2 separate regions of the Homo sapiens genome follow, and region 2 is linked to region 1. A link is a loop called in an ENCODE intact Hi-C map of the cell type or tissue named here. Cell type or tissue: heart left ventricle. All regions are shown on one strand.

What was found. A loop is a pair of places that touch in the nucleus more often than their neighbours do. Peaks named below come from ENCODE experiments on the same cell type or tissue, not always from the same donor. Only the 100,000 strongest peaks of a DNase experiment are listed, where the experiment ranks them.
Region 2: a loop joins it to region 1, with 11 times the contacts of the local background. A loop is called at or near these places in 8 of 110 quality-filtered maps.

Annotation. Positions count from the first base shown.
Region 1 is chr15:62,453,357-62,461,356 of GRCh38, reverse strand. All of the region lies in intron 1 of TLN2 (talin 2), which reads right to left. Among named protein-coding and RNA genes, the nearest start is that of TLN2, 67 kb to the right of the region's middle. RefSeq lists an enhancer at 6,741-7,289. In heart left ventricle, a CTCF peak has its summit at 3,643 (motif pointing left); a DNase peak (open chromatin) is centred at 5,686; H3K4me3 peaks cover 188 bases; H3K27ac peaks cover 3,048 bases.
Region 2 is chr15:62,502,476-62,510,475 of GRCh38, reverse strand. All of the region lies in intron 1 of TLN2 (talin 2), which reads right to left. Among named protein-coding and RNA genes, the nearest start is that of TLN2, 120 kb to the right of the region's middle. RefSeq lists enhancers at 3,635-4,165, 3,932-4,226. In heart left ventricle, no CTCF peak of the experiment used is centred here; no DNase peak of the experiment used is centred here; H3K27ac peaks cover 2,698 bases.

The DNA of each region.
Region 1 (8,000 bases):
CAACTCACACGAAGATGGAGGCAAATCTCACAAACATCATGCTGAACAAAACCAGAAACAAGAGGACACACTGGGCAGGTCCATTTACATTAAGTTCAAAAACAGGCAAAACTGGCCAGACGCGGTGGCTCACGCCTGTAATTCCAGCATTTTGGGAGGCCGACGCAGGCGGATCACGAGGAAGTTCGAGACCAGCCTGGCCAATATGGTGAAACCCCGTCTCTACTAAAAAATACAAAAATTAGCCGGGCATGGTAGCGTGTGCCTGTAGTCCCTGCTACTTGGGAGTCTGAGGCAGGAGAATCACTGGAATCTGGGAGGCAGAGGTTGCAGTGAGCTGAGATTGCGCCACTGTACTCCAGCCTGCTGGGCAACAGAGCGAGACTCTGTCTTAAAAATAAAATAAAATAAAATAAACACACACACACACAAGCAAAACTAAGTCGAGATTATGACTGTGGGAAGGCGGTGCACCAGCAGGGGTATCAGGGGGCTTCTGAAATACTGATCAGGTTATTTCCTGAGCTGGATGCAGGTTACACAGGTGAGTTCAGTTTGTGAAAATTCATCAACTCGTCCAGTTATGATTTGTGTTCATTTCTCTATGCTCTATTTCAACAAAACTTCATTGCAAAGAGAGAAAACATTATCTGAAATAAACATGGAATTCTTATTTTTCTTAATAAAGCCAGCTAAAGATTCCTGTCCATCATGAGGACTGGCACCTGACATAGAGCTTCCCTTGGATGAGTGGCACACAACACCTGCCTCTTCGTACAAGACCACGTGGCTAGTGCCGGGCACGGTGGCTCACACCTGTAATCCCAGCACTTTGGGAGGCCGAGGCGGGTGGATCACCTGAGGTTGGGAGTTTGAGACCAGCCTGACCAACATGGAGAAACCCCGTCTCTACTAAAAATACAAAGTAGCCAGGCGTGGTGGCACATGCCTGTAATCCCAGCTACTAGGGAGGCTGAGGCAGGAGAATTGCTTGAACCTGGAGGCGGAGGTTGCGGTGAGCTGAGATCATGCCATTGCACTCCAGCCTGGGCAACAAGAGCAAAACTCCATCTCAAGGGAAAAAAAAAAAAAAAAACCATGTGGCTACTTATTCAGGTGAGGTGTGAACACATCAAATGCACCCCGAAGCTGAAACCTGCTAGGACACATGGCTGGCTGCTGCAATCTTCTTCCACCTTTGCAGTCCTAGAAAGCATAGGTCCTGATAAATATTAGTGGCTTTAAATGGAAACAGGTGGTAGGACTGTCACTGCCTGAGGCTGATGCAGCACCTCGGCAGACATCTGAAGCCGCAACTCTGCTCAGAGCCTACAGAGCTGAGGTCCTGGATCACATCAGAGAGGGGGAGTAACAATCGTGGGTCACCCGCTGCCTCTTTCTAGTAATTTCTTCCTTTTAAATTATTTCACGAAAATTGATCATTCAAGGGGAAAATCCTCTCTGAGGTAGGGGGAAAAAACTACATGAGTAACAAAGCAATCGCTTTGGCTAAGCTTTGGCTCACCCCAAAGCTTAGGACCTCAGACACTAAGTGGCCCCAGGCCAACTGTGACCCAAAGAACAAGCCCCTGGAACAGGATCACATTCAGCAGGAGGAAAGAAAAACAACTAAAGCCTGCCCCAGGACACCTACTAAGACTCAACTCAAAGTTAGCAAGCAAAAGGGCTTGCATATTCTTTTGCACTAAAGGGCCCAAACAAGTGTTGGTTGGATGTTGTCAACCTGAAAAATAGAAGTTCAGACTTGACTTGCCTAGCACACCTGCACATGTTCATTCACACACTCATACACACAGGCATGCACACACTTTCCTATTCAAACTCCAGTAAATTTTCCTCTATCATAAATTTTTTACTTACTAGGACATTCAGGGCTTGAGGAATAGTATACAGGTATCGTTACTGATTTATAAGACACAGCCCCTTTTAAAATAAAGTGCATTCTTATTTTGTCATCCTATTCACATGTCTGCCCTGTGAGGTAGAAAGAGCAGCAAACTGATCTCCATTTTACTTAAAAAAAAAAAAAAAAAAAAGGCCGAGCGTGGTGGCTCACACCTGTAATCCCAGCACTTTGGGAGGCCAAGGTAGGTGGATCACGAGGTCAAGAGATCGAGACCACCCTGGCCAACATGGTGAAACCCTGTCTCTACTAAAAATACAAAAAATTAGCCAGGCTTGGTGGCAGGAACCTGTAGTCCCAGCTACTCAGGAGGCTGAGGCAGGAGAATAACTTGAACCCAGGAGGTGGAGGTTGCAGTGAGCCAAGATTGCGCCACTATACTCCAGCCTGGCGACAGAGTGAGACTCTGTCTCCAAAAAAAGAAAAAAAAAATAGAGTCTACTGCTTTCCACATAGAGCTAGTGCCATATAAACCAGCAGACCCCTAAATAGAGGTTTAGCCACTAATAGCCTCCCCTCCTTAGGTCTTCTAGCCACCAGAGAGGAGGGCAGAGGTAGGAGAGGGATGCAAAAAGGAAGAAATGCTGATTAAGTAAGCAGGGACATGCAAGGAGAGTCGCACTCAAGCCCTGCATCATCCTTGAGTTTTTTATTTTTTCTTTTTGAGACAGAGTCTCGTTATGTTGCCCAGGTTGGAGTGCAGCAGTGCCACCATGGCTCACTGTAGCCTTGACCTCCTGGACTCAGGTGACCCTCCCACCTCAGCCTCCAAAGCAGCCGGGACTATAGGTGCGCACCATGACACCCAGCTAAATTTTTTTTTTTTTTCTGTAGAGACGAGGTTTTGCCATGTTCCCCAGGCTGCCCCCTCAAGAAGATACTTCTTAATCAAGTATCTTCAAGAGGAATCTCTCTCCCTCCTAGAGGTTTGTGAGACACTCCAGGAATGGCAAAGAAAAACCATGACCAACCAGCAACATCTCTTTATTAACAAGTAATCAATGTGCCATCTCTCATTAAGCCCAGCTCAGAATGAGAAATTGGAAAGGCACAAGGAGCCAAGTCGCCAATGTGAAAGAGATTCCAAATGTACTATTTCTAACACCCATCTCAAGGAATCAGGGAGAGGCGGCGGGCAGCAGGGGTGGAGGAGTGACCCCGCCTGACCCTTAGCATGGAGAGACACTGGAAAAAAGGCCTGGGCACAAGAGTAAGCCTTGTCCCCACTGGTCATCGCTACATAAGCCCTCACTCCCACCAACGAGATGCCCACACCACTGCAGAGGTGGCGCTGAGAGCCACCAGCAATAAAGGCTCTACCGTTGACTCATACAAAAACTTCAGAATCCCAGGAAAGGGACGCCAAGGCCCAACAACTGTGGATGAGGGACCATTGACCAGACCTGACCATCATGTCGTTGTCAACTGAAAAACATTTTTTTCCAGTTTTCTGGCACAGTTGCTTCCAAACCATCCCAAACTTCCAAAACATGGCTAATTATACAAGGTAAATAAGTCACGACAAGCAACACAAAGGAAAACCCGTAGGAATCCATTCTAGGTGCTCACAGCAGGAGGTGACACAGCAGAGGGGACCTGAAGCCAAGCAATGAACTGGGCAAAATGGGACTTCATGCTCCATCCAGCCCCCAAGACTCCCTCGCCTGCCAACCAGCTCCCACGCAGGTGCAGCATTTTTGCCTGTGCACCCTCTTGCACTCCTCCCCTTTGTCAAGTCCCTCTGCTGGCCGTGGCTTTATCATCTAGACATGTGGAAAACCCCGACACAAACCAGCCAGCTCCCTGCCTCGCCACCAGAACGCTGTCCCTCTCTCCCAGTAAGAACTCTCCCTGGGTCACTGGAAAAGGCACTTCTGCCACTGGAGGTCTGACCCCCAAGGAAGACGGGGCCCAATTCCTCTGCAGTCACCAGCCTCTGCTTTAAAGAATCTGCAGCTCAAAAACCTCCAAGAACCCCTGCTATGAACTCAATCATGTCCCTCCAAACTCTTATGCTGAAGCCCTAAACCCAAGGGGGATGGTGCTGGTGCCTTAGGGAGATAATTAGGTTTAGATGAGGTCACGACAGTGGAGCCTTCATGATGAGGTTAGTGCCCTGTTAAGAGGAGATGCCAGAGAGCCTGCCTGTGCATGCACGCTCGCACGCTCTCCCTCTCTCGCTCTGTCATGTGAAGATGCAGCCAGAAGGCAGCTGCCTGTAAACCAGGAAGAAGGCCCACACCAGAACCCAATCATGCTAGCACCCTGATCTCAGACTTCCAGCCTCCAGAACCGTGAAAAAATTTCTATTGTTTAAGCCATCCAGTCCACAGCATTTTCCAATAGCAACCTGAGCTAATACCTTCCCCAGGGAGATTCCCCTTGACCAAGGGTAGACAGGGCCACAGGCAAACTAAACAGTGTGTCAAGCATTCACAGGTTGTAAAAAGTAGCTTGTGAGGCACGATGCCCTACTGTCAAATTCTCCCCCACCCTGAATTCCCCCATCCCACAGCTTGGTGGCCTAATGCCAGAATGTCAAGGAGCCCTGAACCGCCCCCCTTTTCTGCCATGGGGCAAGCAGAATGAGACAGAGCCAGGGAGAACCTGTGCAGTGAGACAACGGATGGAAGAGTAAACCCCAGGAAACAGAAATGGCCACACAGCCTTTGTACTTGTAGTCTCAGGGAGATCAGAGCCTCTGAAAACATACTAACTATGTGACAAGCCCTCATTCCCAACCTCAACACTGGGAATCTAAAATTAGCCAGAGAAAGAGTCTACTCAGCTCTGTGTCTCCTACACAGGCCCTGATAAGTGTCACTACCTCCTTTGGCAATAACTTGTCTTGGGAATGCTATAAATACTACCTAAGTCTACCCAATGTGAATTCTGAATACCAAGAATCATTTCAGGGTTTTCAGGCACTGGCTATGTGACAGAGGTGTCAAATTCAAAGTCGCCTGCACAAGACGCACACCCAGGGAACACATAAATCCCTCAGGTCCAGCCCTGCATTTTAAACGGTGGGGAGGACTCACTCAAGAGCACCTCCACCTTCCGTGCGGCTGAGGCTGCAGCTGCTACTGCTGCAGCTCTGAAGAGCCGATGAAACGCTTTTCACCTTTTGTCAAATTGCTAGGAAGTAGGAGGCTGAGAGAGATGAGAAGCTTCAGATTACAGAAAAGGACAAAAAGAAGTCTGGCCTTCTTGGATATTTAGATCTGACTCAGAGCTTTCCAGTGAAGAGGCCCTTGGAAAAGGAAGGCTGGAGAAGCAGCAGGTACTCCCCGGACGATCAGGGCTGTTACTTGTCACTTGTCCCCTTGGGGGCTTGATCCAGTAAGGTTCTTTTTTTTTTTTTTTTAAGAGTCTTACTCTGTCACCCAGCAGGTTAATAGATGTCTGTGGACTGAATTTCAGTTCTTTGGGTTTCTGGGGTTCGCAACTGCAGACTCGTAACCCCCAGGAGCAGGGCTGGCTGCACTGGTCTGCAAAAGCAAAGTGTCAGCCAGACGCCCTGCACCTGGCCAAGATGTAAAGCTCAGGCACAGGGAACAGGTGGCGGCGGTAGAGAAGGGGTACTGGCTCGGAGGACAGGACGCTGGGGAATGGAGATGTGTGTCAGAGTCAAGAGAGATAGCAGAAGGGGACTGGAAAAGGGCCCATCAAGGCATATGGAGTCCCAGAGGCAAAAGGGAGAGAGGGTGTTAGAGGATGATAAGCAGTGACCCGTGACAGGCAGCCCCGAGCAGGGCACCTGGGAACAAACTGTGAGATTTGGCCACCAAAGGGTTGCTGGAGGCCTTCCAGAATGGCACTCTGGCATAGTGGTAACCGCAGAAGTCGATGAGTAGGAACGAGGTGTAGGTTACTCTTTCTAAAAGTCAACAGACAGCTCACAACCGACACTAGGCCAGTGGTTAAAAAAACAAACAAAAACATTGCTCCCCATACATTGCGGTGCCCCAGTCTTTAACCAACCCCTGTGCTATCTGACTCCTACTGCGCTGTACCATCTTTTTGTCTTGGTTTATTCAGTCTCTCCCATCCCGAACACCCTCTCCCACTGGCTTTTTGACATTCTGCAGATTGCTGAAGGCGCGGCTGAAGTGCACCTCCAGGAACCCCTTCCTGAGTTCCCCATCACGTCCCCTCCATCGAGCACCTCTCTCCTCACCTGGAAACTGCAATATTGCTGACCTACACACTCCTGCAGGAAGAGTCGGGGACTCACTGCCTCTGTATCACTCTCAGGAGGCACCACAATCTTTTGCCCACGACAGACCCTCAAAAAGGAGGAGTCCATTGAATACAATGGTTCCCTTTAAAAATAGTTATTTATTTTTCTCCCTCCTTTGCTCAAATTCCTTGTGCTTAGTAACAGACATAACTGCCCACCACAAAACCCCAGTGTTCAGTATTTCACAAGTTTGATTCTGTCAGCCCCCCGGGGGGAGGAAAAGTGAGGAATAAGCTGTGTGGAGGGACCTGGGACTGGGGGAATGATAGTGTCTACCTCTTCTCTCCCCACCTGCCCCGATGTCACAGGGTCAGCAGAAGGGAGGGTCTTGGGAACAATGCTCTGGAAGCCATCCGAAAGAGTTCAGTCCCTGCTAGGCTACTCTGGGCCACTCCTCTAAAGGGCCGAATGAAAGAAGCCAGTGTTCCAGGGTCTAAGGCAAACTAGGAGCTGGATCTATCTGCTCAAAACTAAACCCTCCCTCTTGCCCATGCTCTTGCCCTCTCCCTCACTCCCTGTGTTAAGCTGAAGTCCTATGGAGACAAGCCAGAAGGGGACTCACGGAAGGATGGGGCACAGGGTCCTGTGCTGTACCCCACTTCTTGATACACTTGCTCTAAGGCATCTGCCAGACATCCCACCCCTAATGACCAGACCTACAAATAATCCCATACCCCATGACGGTGCCCCACCTGGCATCCCAAAGTTCTCACAGAGAACCAGCAGCCCTGCAGGAGACGGCTCTCAGGTCCCATTCATCCAAGCCCCAACCAGACCCCTCCAATGGGTCTGGAAGCAAAAGCACTGGGCATTAAAATGTCAGGGCCTGGCCTCCCTGGTGTGTGGGGCAGCAGTTGAAGCCTATTCTTGGGGTCCCGAAGTGCCCCCTCACCTCTTCCTTCCCTTTCTGCCTCCTGCCCACACAAACATTTGCTGGAGGACTGCTCTATAAACTGACATCAGTGGAAAAGAAACATCCGGAGTACAATCAGAGTTGAGTCATTAAACATCACAGAATCCCTTAGGGGAAGAAAAAGGCCAAAATGAGCCACTAAATGCTAGGGCTTCAAAACCCCAAAATAAAGCATGTCTACCACTGCTCTGAAGGGAGCATAGCGTGTGCCCGTCTCCTCTGAGCCACAGGGGCCCTTGCAGCAGGCAGCCACTCACACTCCCGCACAGGTGGCCAGGGGTCAGCCACTGGCACCTGGGGGTGGGCCTGGCCCGTGGACAATAGCAGCAAAACTGATTTTATCCACCTACCCACCGGCAGCTGCAGGAAGGGCTCACACTGTTTGCAAACCCTGAGAACTATCATTTTATGTCCTCCAAAACACTGAGGAGAAAGCAAACCAGCCACAGGAACCTAGACCCAAAGGGGAGAAGGTAAGTGAAAAACAGCCACACAGAAAACACAGAGAGAGGGATTCAATGCTGCCCGGACTTACTCAGTGCAGATGCTTTGTATCAGTTGCGTTTTTGTTGAATTCTCACACAGGGGGCTGATTCAAAGTACCACCAAAAAATAAATTCGAGGACAGCTGACTGCATTAAACAGGAAGGGACAAGAGGGAAACTTAGAACCAAGTTTCAATTACTCACACTACATAAAACCACCTCTCAGCAGCTGGTGCAATCAGTCAACAACATAAACCATGGCCAGGGGCAGATAAGCAGCTGGATCTGGGTAACTCTTCAAGAAATGCCCTCCCTCAGTCCCTGCTAGCAGTCAGGTAGCCCAGCACCTGCAAAGGAAGAAAGGGCCTTGTATTAGAGCACACTTTTGGCACCTGCCATGTGCAGATCATATTCTCATTAGCCAGTACTAGCTGC
Region 2 (8,000 bases), 49 kb before region 1:
ATCATATACCTATTTCTATGCCATCTCATCATCTAAATTATCTCAACTACTGCATAAGGTAAGCACCATTTTACAGCTTAAGGAACTGAAGCTCAGAATGATGAAATGATTTGCACAAAGCTACTAAGCGACACCCAAGCCTAGCTGATCCCAAAGCCCAGGGCCCCACCCTCTGGTTCACCACTCAAGAGCCACCACTTCAGAACCCTTCTCCAGGGCCCCTGAGGAAAATGGCATGCTCTGGTGGGTGCCCAGTGCTGACCCAAAGGGGCTGGCAGCACCTGTCATGAGAAGGGAAGCTGAACACGAGCCATTTGGGGTACTGGGACCACATCTTACCAGCCCCCGTTTTGCAAGATGCTTTACTAAGGCTGCCAGTAACAAACCCCACAAAGAATGAAGAGAATACAGACTACTGGGAAGATCCCAATTGTCTTAAAAACTTTCCCTATTCGCTAAAAACATTTTTTTTTCACATGACTTACAGAAATAAAATGTTTTAAGTACAGGATTAATTTGAAACTAATATCCTTATCCAAACCCCAAACTAAATATTTCTTTTTCTGACTGGGAAACAACTGGGTGTGGACACGGAATCCAAAGCCACCGGATTCTCTCCACCTCAACGGAGCCCAGGCATTAGGAGGCAGAGCGGAGGGAGGGAGTTCCAGGCAGGGAAGTGGGAGGTGGCTCAGGCAAGCCCAACAGCCTCCCCTGGCTTCAGTGGTCCTGTCTGTAAAGGAGGCGCACGGATGGCCATGACCTGACAAGCCCCCGAAAGCCCCTCTCCTCCCTGGTTCTGTGTGATCAGTGAGACGTTACAAGGAGGGGACCAGAGGACCAGGAGGGGCCGTTCTCAGCAGCACATGTGCATTCCAGGCAAGTTATGCCGAAGATAGGAGAGAGGATGACCCTCGCACCCACACTGCTGTGTCAGAAGTTCAATCTCAAGGCTGGGCTGCTATTTGGAATCTAGATTCTGCTAGAAGACACCTTGAAAGTTTGCTAAGTCAGATTTGAGATGCCAGCTGGGTATGTTTTTATTATCACACGATAAACACTTAGAAAGTAACAGAAATAGAGCTCAATCAATGGAATCACTCGCAACAAATGCTGTTAGCCATGACTAAACAAATAGGCTCTACTAGCAAACTAAAGTATTAACATACAAAGGTCATTTCTCAAAAAAAACAAAACAAACACAAGACATTTTACGGAAAATAAGCCAATCCATTTTTATGAAGTAGCTAGTCCAAGATCCTGAACCACTCCAAAGCCATCATAGTCAGAATGTCCAGTACACGCAGACAGGAAGCATAGGGTAATGGTTAAGATCACAGATCCTAGAGCCAGACCATCTTGGTCCAACCCCTGGCTTATGGGATCCTAAGCACCTTACTTAAGCTTTCTATAGTTTAGTTTCTTTATCTGTAAAATGGAGATAAAAACAGGACCTACCTCATAGGAATGTTAGGAAGCTAAATAAGTAAAACACTAAGATTACAGGCTGGCTTATAGTAAATTCATCCACATAAATGTAACTCTTACTATCACATGTATATACAAAAATACCAAGAATACTGATTAGGAGTAATTGATTATTATTCTATTCACAAAAGGAAGAGATTAAACAATGGATAGTAGAGACCTCCACTGCTCTAAAAGTAACATTACACACACACACAAAAACGTAAATAGAGAAACATGAATCTAAATGCTGTACTAAAAATTCAACTCAAAGTTTGGCCCATATTTTCCAGGATAATTTAAGACAGCTACCTAAGTTATGAAAAATTTACCTAATTTTTTCATTCATTCCAAGGTATTACCTTTTTTATTTGATAAATCGTATTTCTCTAAATTTCTTTTCAACTTGATAGAAAATTTGGTCATTTTTATTTCAAACTGTCCAGATCTTTTCGAAATGAAAAATTTGTTTCAAAAATCATCTATAGGGCTTTGGCCGGGTGCAGTGGCTCACGCCTGTAATCCCAGCACTTTGGGAGGCCGAGGCGGGTGGATCACAAGGTCAGGAGTTCGAGACCAGCCTGGCCAAGATGGTGAAACCCCGTCTCTACTAAAAATACAAAAATTAGCTGGGTGTGGTGGCACGCGCCTGTAGTCCCAGCTACCCGGGAGGCTGAGGCAGGAGAATCGCTTGAACCCGGGAGGCGAAGGTTGCAGTGAGTCAAGATCACACCACTGCACTCCAGCCTGGGTGACAAGAGAGAAACTCTGTCTTTAAATAAATAAATAAATAAAATAATTTTAAAAAATCATCTATAGGGCTTAAATAGTCACTCATCCAGAAGGAAACATCATATATTTAAATTTACCACCACGATTAAATGGTATCTTCATTCATCTCTACCAAATATATCAATTAAGGCTTATTCAGAGAGCTACTGTAGAAAATTCAATATGGAAGCCTCTTGGTGATTCCAGAATACATACAGAAAAGCCCAAAAACCCATAAACAAAAAAAAACCTTGAAATTTCACCAATGATAACAAGTAAATATTCTATATACCAAAAAGTATGCAAAGTACTACAAAATAAAGAATATCTCACATACAGTTATGAATCTCGTTCTCAGGTACGGAATGTGGGATTTCACTCCTTAGAGTCCCATACATCTTCCTCAGAAGACAAAAGGGCAAAACTGTGCACTGCACAGCTTGTTCAAGACATCTGTGCTTCTGCCCAGTACTGCCTACATCCTTGGGAAGACAACTCAATTGCTTACTAAGCATGCCACATTTTACTATGCTTCAATTACACAGTTCCTCTGATCAATCATGTTAGCATTTAATTACCATGCAATTAACTCACTGCACTAACTCAAGCTCATGGGCATTTCTGCTTTGGCCACAGAAATCACAGAGTTGATATCCAAAGCCCACTCTGCATTTTACCCCCACCCACCTGTGCTCTGCCTCCCAGGCACTTGCCTGGGTTATGATTATGAAATTTCCACAGAATAGCAATTATTCTCCAAACTCAGTCAAAGCTGCCCAAAGAAGGACCAGCCTTAGGGCAAGGGACTCACTGTATAAACATCCCTACTTGATGGGGACTCGGTTGCGGGAGGTGGGCAACTCAAGCATCACACGGGGGTCTCAATGAGATGACCAGTTACCAGACTTTGGTATTCCATAGCAGAATACCCCCACCTTTCCCAAATTGTGCTGACTGATAACTTCGTCTTGAGAAACCAACCTCGAAGCACGATCTCATTAAAAACAGACATTTCAACACCTAAGAAGTAAAAAGAACAGTATCTTTTAATAAAAAGCAATTATCTGAGCACATTTATCTTAGAAACTCATCCTTCTTTTTCTCCTTCTGACTTTATACCAATTTCTGGATCAATTCTTTGGGGGAAAACGAGATTAAATAATCTTAAAATTATTTCTAATCCTTATATCAGCTGACCAAAGTTCAGCAAGTGTTTTTAAGCTAAAAAGAAATGAAGATATTTATCATCTGTCACCAGTAAAAACAACAAATATCTTGTCATTCACTTCACATATGCTGAAATGACAGATACACATAAGCAAAAATAAAAAATAAAAATAAGGGTGGAGGAAAAGGAAGCATTCTGCTTTCCTGGTAAAATTTCTAGGAAGATTAATATCCCGTTTGAATGCCATGCTGCTCACACATGATTTTGAAAAGATAGTTTCCTGCTCTACAACAAGAGTGGAATCAGCTGTTTTAACTTGGGGCCCTAGAGTGTAACTCTCAAGTTGCTTAGTTATTTATAACTTCAGAGCAACGCCTGCTTCTGCCATATCAAAGTATGCAAGACCCTAGGGAAAGGTCAGAAGACAATGTTGCTTGTTTCAAACACACTGGCAATTTAAAACTCCCCCAACCTCCATGGGAGAGCTTTCATGTTGGGAATGCTCCAGAAACAAACTAAAGGATCTCCTGGCAGGAGGGCTCTCATCTTTGCCAGGTTCAGCACAGTTCCTAGGAATTCCAAATGTTAATCTGAAGAGCTGGAATCCAGTCTGGTGTTTGTAATACCACCCATGTGACTACCTCATGCAGATATGCATTTGCTCAATAAATATTTGCTGAACATTTCCTGTTTGGAAGGCACCATAGCAGAGTCTCCTCACTCTCTGCCCCTCATCACACCCAAAAAAGGTCTGACCCAGTCCAGTTTCCCAGAGGGTAGCCTAAACCCTCATACCAGCAGCCACTAGATAATGTGCTATAACCACTGCCACACTCTTGGAACCTGCAACACACAAATGATTTCAGAGGACAGAGAGGTCCCTTCTTCCTGGAGATATCACAGTTTCCTAGATTTGTGCTGGGCTTTTAAAGAAAGACATGAGAGAAAAATTAACAGGAAACTTGTACTCCCAGAATATAGGCTCCATTCGGGCCAGATCTTTATGAGTCTTATTCAAAATTGTTTTCCCCGCGTCTAGAACAATGCCTGCCAAAAAGTAAATGCTCTCTTGATATTAGTTCCATAAATAGAATAAAGGAAAGAATGATCTTAGACCTGGCATTGACTCAGCCATCACGTAACTAGCCTCAAGTCATGGAGGTTCAATGACATTTGGCTAATGTAAGTTCAGGCTACCCAAAGAGGCAGACACTCCCCTTCCCCTTCCCCGTCCGCCCCCCATCATAGAGGCAGACAAGGTCAAAAACTATGTTACAGATTAAGTTTAGGGAGAACTTCCTTCCACCTTCCTCATGTACCAGTTGTAAATTCCTTAATTTGCTCCCTACAGATGTCACAAATCAATTCTTAACCAAGCACAGGGAAGAGGGAGATTGACTTGAAATTTTACCTAACATATTTGTGCGTAAGACAGAGCCAACGTTGTAGTTCTGAGAAGTCCAGGAAACACTCCAGCCTGAGGCTACCAGATAAATTACAGAGTTGTGCAAGGATGTACGCCTGCAGACCCCAATTAGAGGGCAGGTGGGCTCCAGTGGGCAGAAACTCAGGACAGGAACTCTGGAAGAACACTGGCTAAATAGAAGGATTCCTTGCTTACTAACATGATGCCAGGATTTCCTAGCACATTTTAAAATAGGTTTAAATCAATGTAAGCCAGATTTAAGACAACTCTTCATCAGCACAGTGTGTAAGCTAAAGTAAGATTTGCTTGCAAAATAAGAGGAAGAGGAGGGCAAGGTGGGAGAACCAAAAATTATCCTCTGAAGGTACCAGTAAGAAACATGTTTTTGGCCGAGCACAGTGGCTCACGCCTGTAATCCCAGCACTTTGGGAGGCCGAGGTGGGCGGATCACAAGGTCAGGAGTTCGAGACTGGCCTGGCCAACATGGTGAAACCCCGTCTCTACTAAAAATACAAAAAAATTAGCTGGGCATAGTGGCAGGCGCCTGTAATCCCAGCTACTCGGGAAGCTGAGGCAGGAGAATCGCTTGAACCTGGGAAGCGGAGGTTGCAGTGAGCTGAGATCGCGCCACTACACTCCAGCCTGGGGAACAGAGTGAGACTCCGTCTCAAAACAACAACAACAACAACAAAAACATGTTTCTGTTTTTTAATGTTATTACCCAACAAAAAAGTGAGCAGTGGGGCAGAGTTTAGAATGGCCCAGAGTCTCCCTCTCTCTCTCTCTCTCTCTCTCTCACACACACACACACACACACACACACACCCCACCAACTACTTTCTGTTACCCTTTCTTCCTGTTACCCTCTCAGCACTTAGCACTCTGGCTCCTCCCTTGCACTGACAACAATAAATAAATAGCCTAATGGAACTACTGGAAGTTTTACTTAAAGTCTACGATCCATTTCAAGATAATTTTTGTATGTGGTGTAACCTAAGGATCAAGGTTCACTTTTTTCCATATGGATACCCAACTGTTTCAGCATCACTTGTTGAAAAGCCCATCCATTCTCCATTGAATTACAGTGGCCCCTTTGATGAAAATCCATTGATCATACATGTGTGGGTCTATTTCTGGACTCTATTCTGTTCCATCCATCTAATATGGCTGCTTTTACACGAATACCTCACTGTCTTGCTTTCTATAGCTTTGACGTATACCTTGAAATCAGGTAGTGTAAGCCCTCCAACTATGTTCTTTTCCAAAACTAACTTGGCTACTCTGAGCCCTTTGCATTTCCATGTAAATTTTAGAATCAGCTTGTTGATTTATTAAAACAAACACATACACCCCCTTCTGGGATTCTGAATGAGAATGCAATGGACCTATAGATCAATTTGGTGAGATGACATCTTAACAATGTTGTCTTCTAATCTATAAAAACGGTATCTGTTTCCTTTTATTTGAGAGACCTATCAGAGTTCAACAAGAACAACAACAAAATCTAGAGCTACTACCTGTGTGTCAAGAAGGGAGGAGTTGCTGGAAAACAGCAAATCTCTGCAAAATAATTTACAATTTTACACAGTTCTTTCATGAACCTTACATGCAACTGATGCCACTGATTTTTTTAAAAGGCTCAAAAAAGCACAGATGAAAAAACAGGCAGATGTGGCGCCCAAATCCCGGTACTCTTTTTTCTACGTGAGATTCCAGGGTCTTTGATACTGTACAGTTCACTGAAAACTAAGAATCAAAGGGAGGCTGGCAGGAGAGAGAAAAACAACTGGGGAAGGGGTGTGAGCCCAGCTCCAGGACCTGCTCCCAGAAGCTAAGTGAGGCTTCCAGGTTCTCTGACAAGCTCACAGAACGGAGAGGAATGAGAAGAAACCAATAAAGATGATGAAAATTCACAACAGGACAATATCCTTCTAGAAAGGCCACAAGCTGGCAAAGAGCCAAGAGAGGAAATGGGGCAAGCATACTGCAGGAGGTCCACAGAGCACAGCCAAGGGCAGACACATGGCTTCCAAGATGCCTGGGAATTTCCAAGAAGAGACAGGTTAAAGAGCAAGACAGACATTGTTATTTCCTTTTCACACCACAGAAAGAAAATCACTTCCCTAAGAAGCTTTAATAGACTGTGGCAGTGACTGAACCACTAATCACTTAAGAAGTCTCTCTGTGTATAAAGCACACATGGGTTAAGCGGAGAAATCAGTGCTAAAAGTTGAAGTGGAGGATTCGAGCTCAGGGTAGAATAATTACACAGCACACACAAAGATGTGAAGAAATCCTACTGATCCCAGGTATCTGCACGTGGTTAGTTCAGATCTTAGTGCTGGTGACACAGGACTGATGGCCACTTCCTAGGAGGGTAGGTGCATTGGTTTCACTGAGTAAGTGACTTTTATTATTTTTTTATTTTTCTATATTTACAGATTATCTACCATGAACACATATTACTTTTATAATAAAGAATAATAGATGTACATATATTTTAATGGCTATAAAGGGAACTTGTTGACGCTGTTGTAGCAGAGTCTGCAATCTGGCCACACAAACATAGGCACTATGACTCAGAGTGGCCAGGCCATAAGGCACAAATCACCTGGCCTTGGAAGAGGGGGTGGCTAATAAAGCAGTATTTGAAAACGCAGCAAACGGAACTGTGAAGTCAACTCTTGCAGGCTTCACAAAGCTGTTTTCCTCCAACCCACCTCTGGGCTCTTTAACAGCCAAAAGGAAAGGACTCACCTCAAAGTTGTTACCAAACAGTACAAGAGCAAGGAAGGGAGACACAGGTGATAGGAAAACAGAGAAGCCCAAGACCATCTATCACCGGGCCTTTCTATCTCACACTCACTTGCATTCTTACAAGTGGCAGTTCTCATAACCTGCCTGTGTGTTTTCAAATTCCATCTCCAAATCCAGATGCAGAACCAGATGACGCCCCGTCTCCTCTCCCCTAGCCAGGCCAGAAGCCAAGCACAGATGATACATCATGAGTCTTTATGGATCAATACAGTCATGATTACCAGCTTTGGAATCAAGAGTACAGATGATTTCTGTCTGAAACTCACCACTTAGACCCCTCGTATCACCAGGCCCAGTGCCTCGGCAATAAACCCCCATGCCTGCAGCCTAGAGCAATCTGTCCCAGGTCAG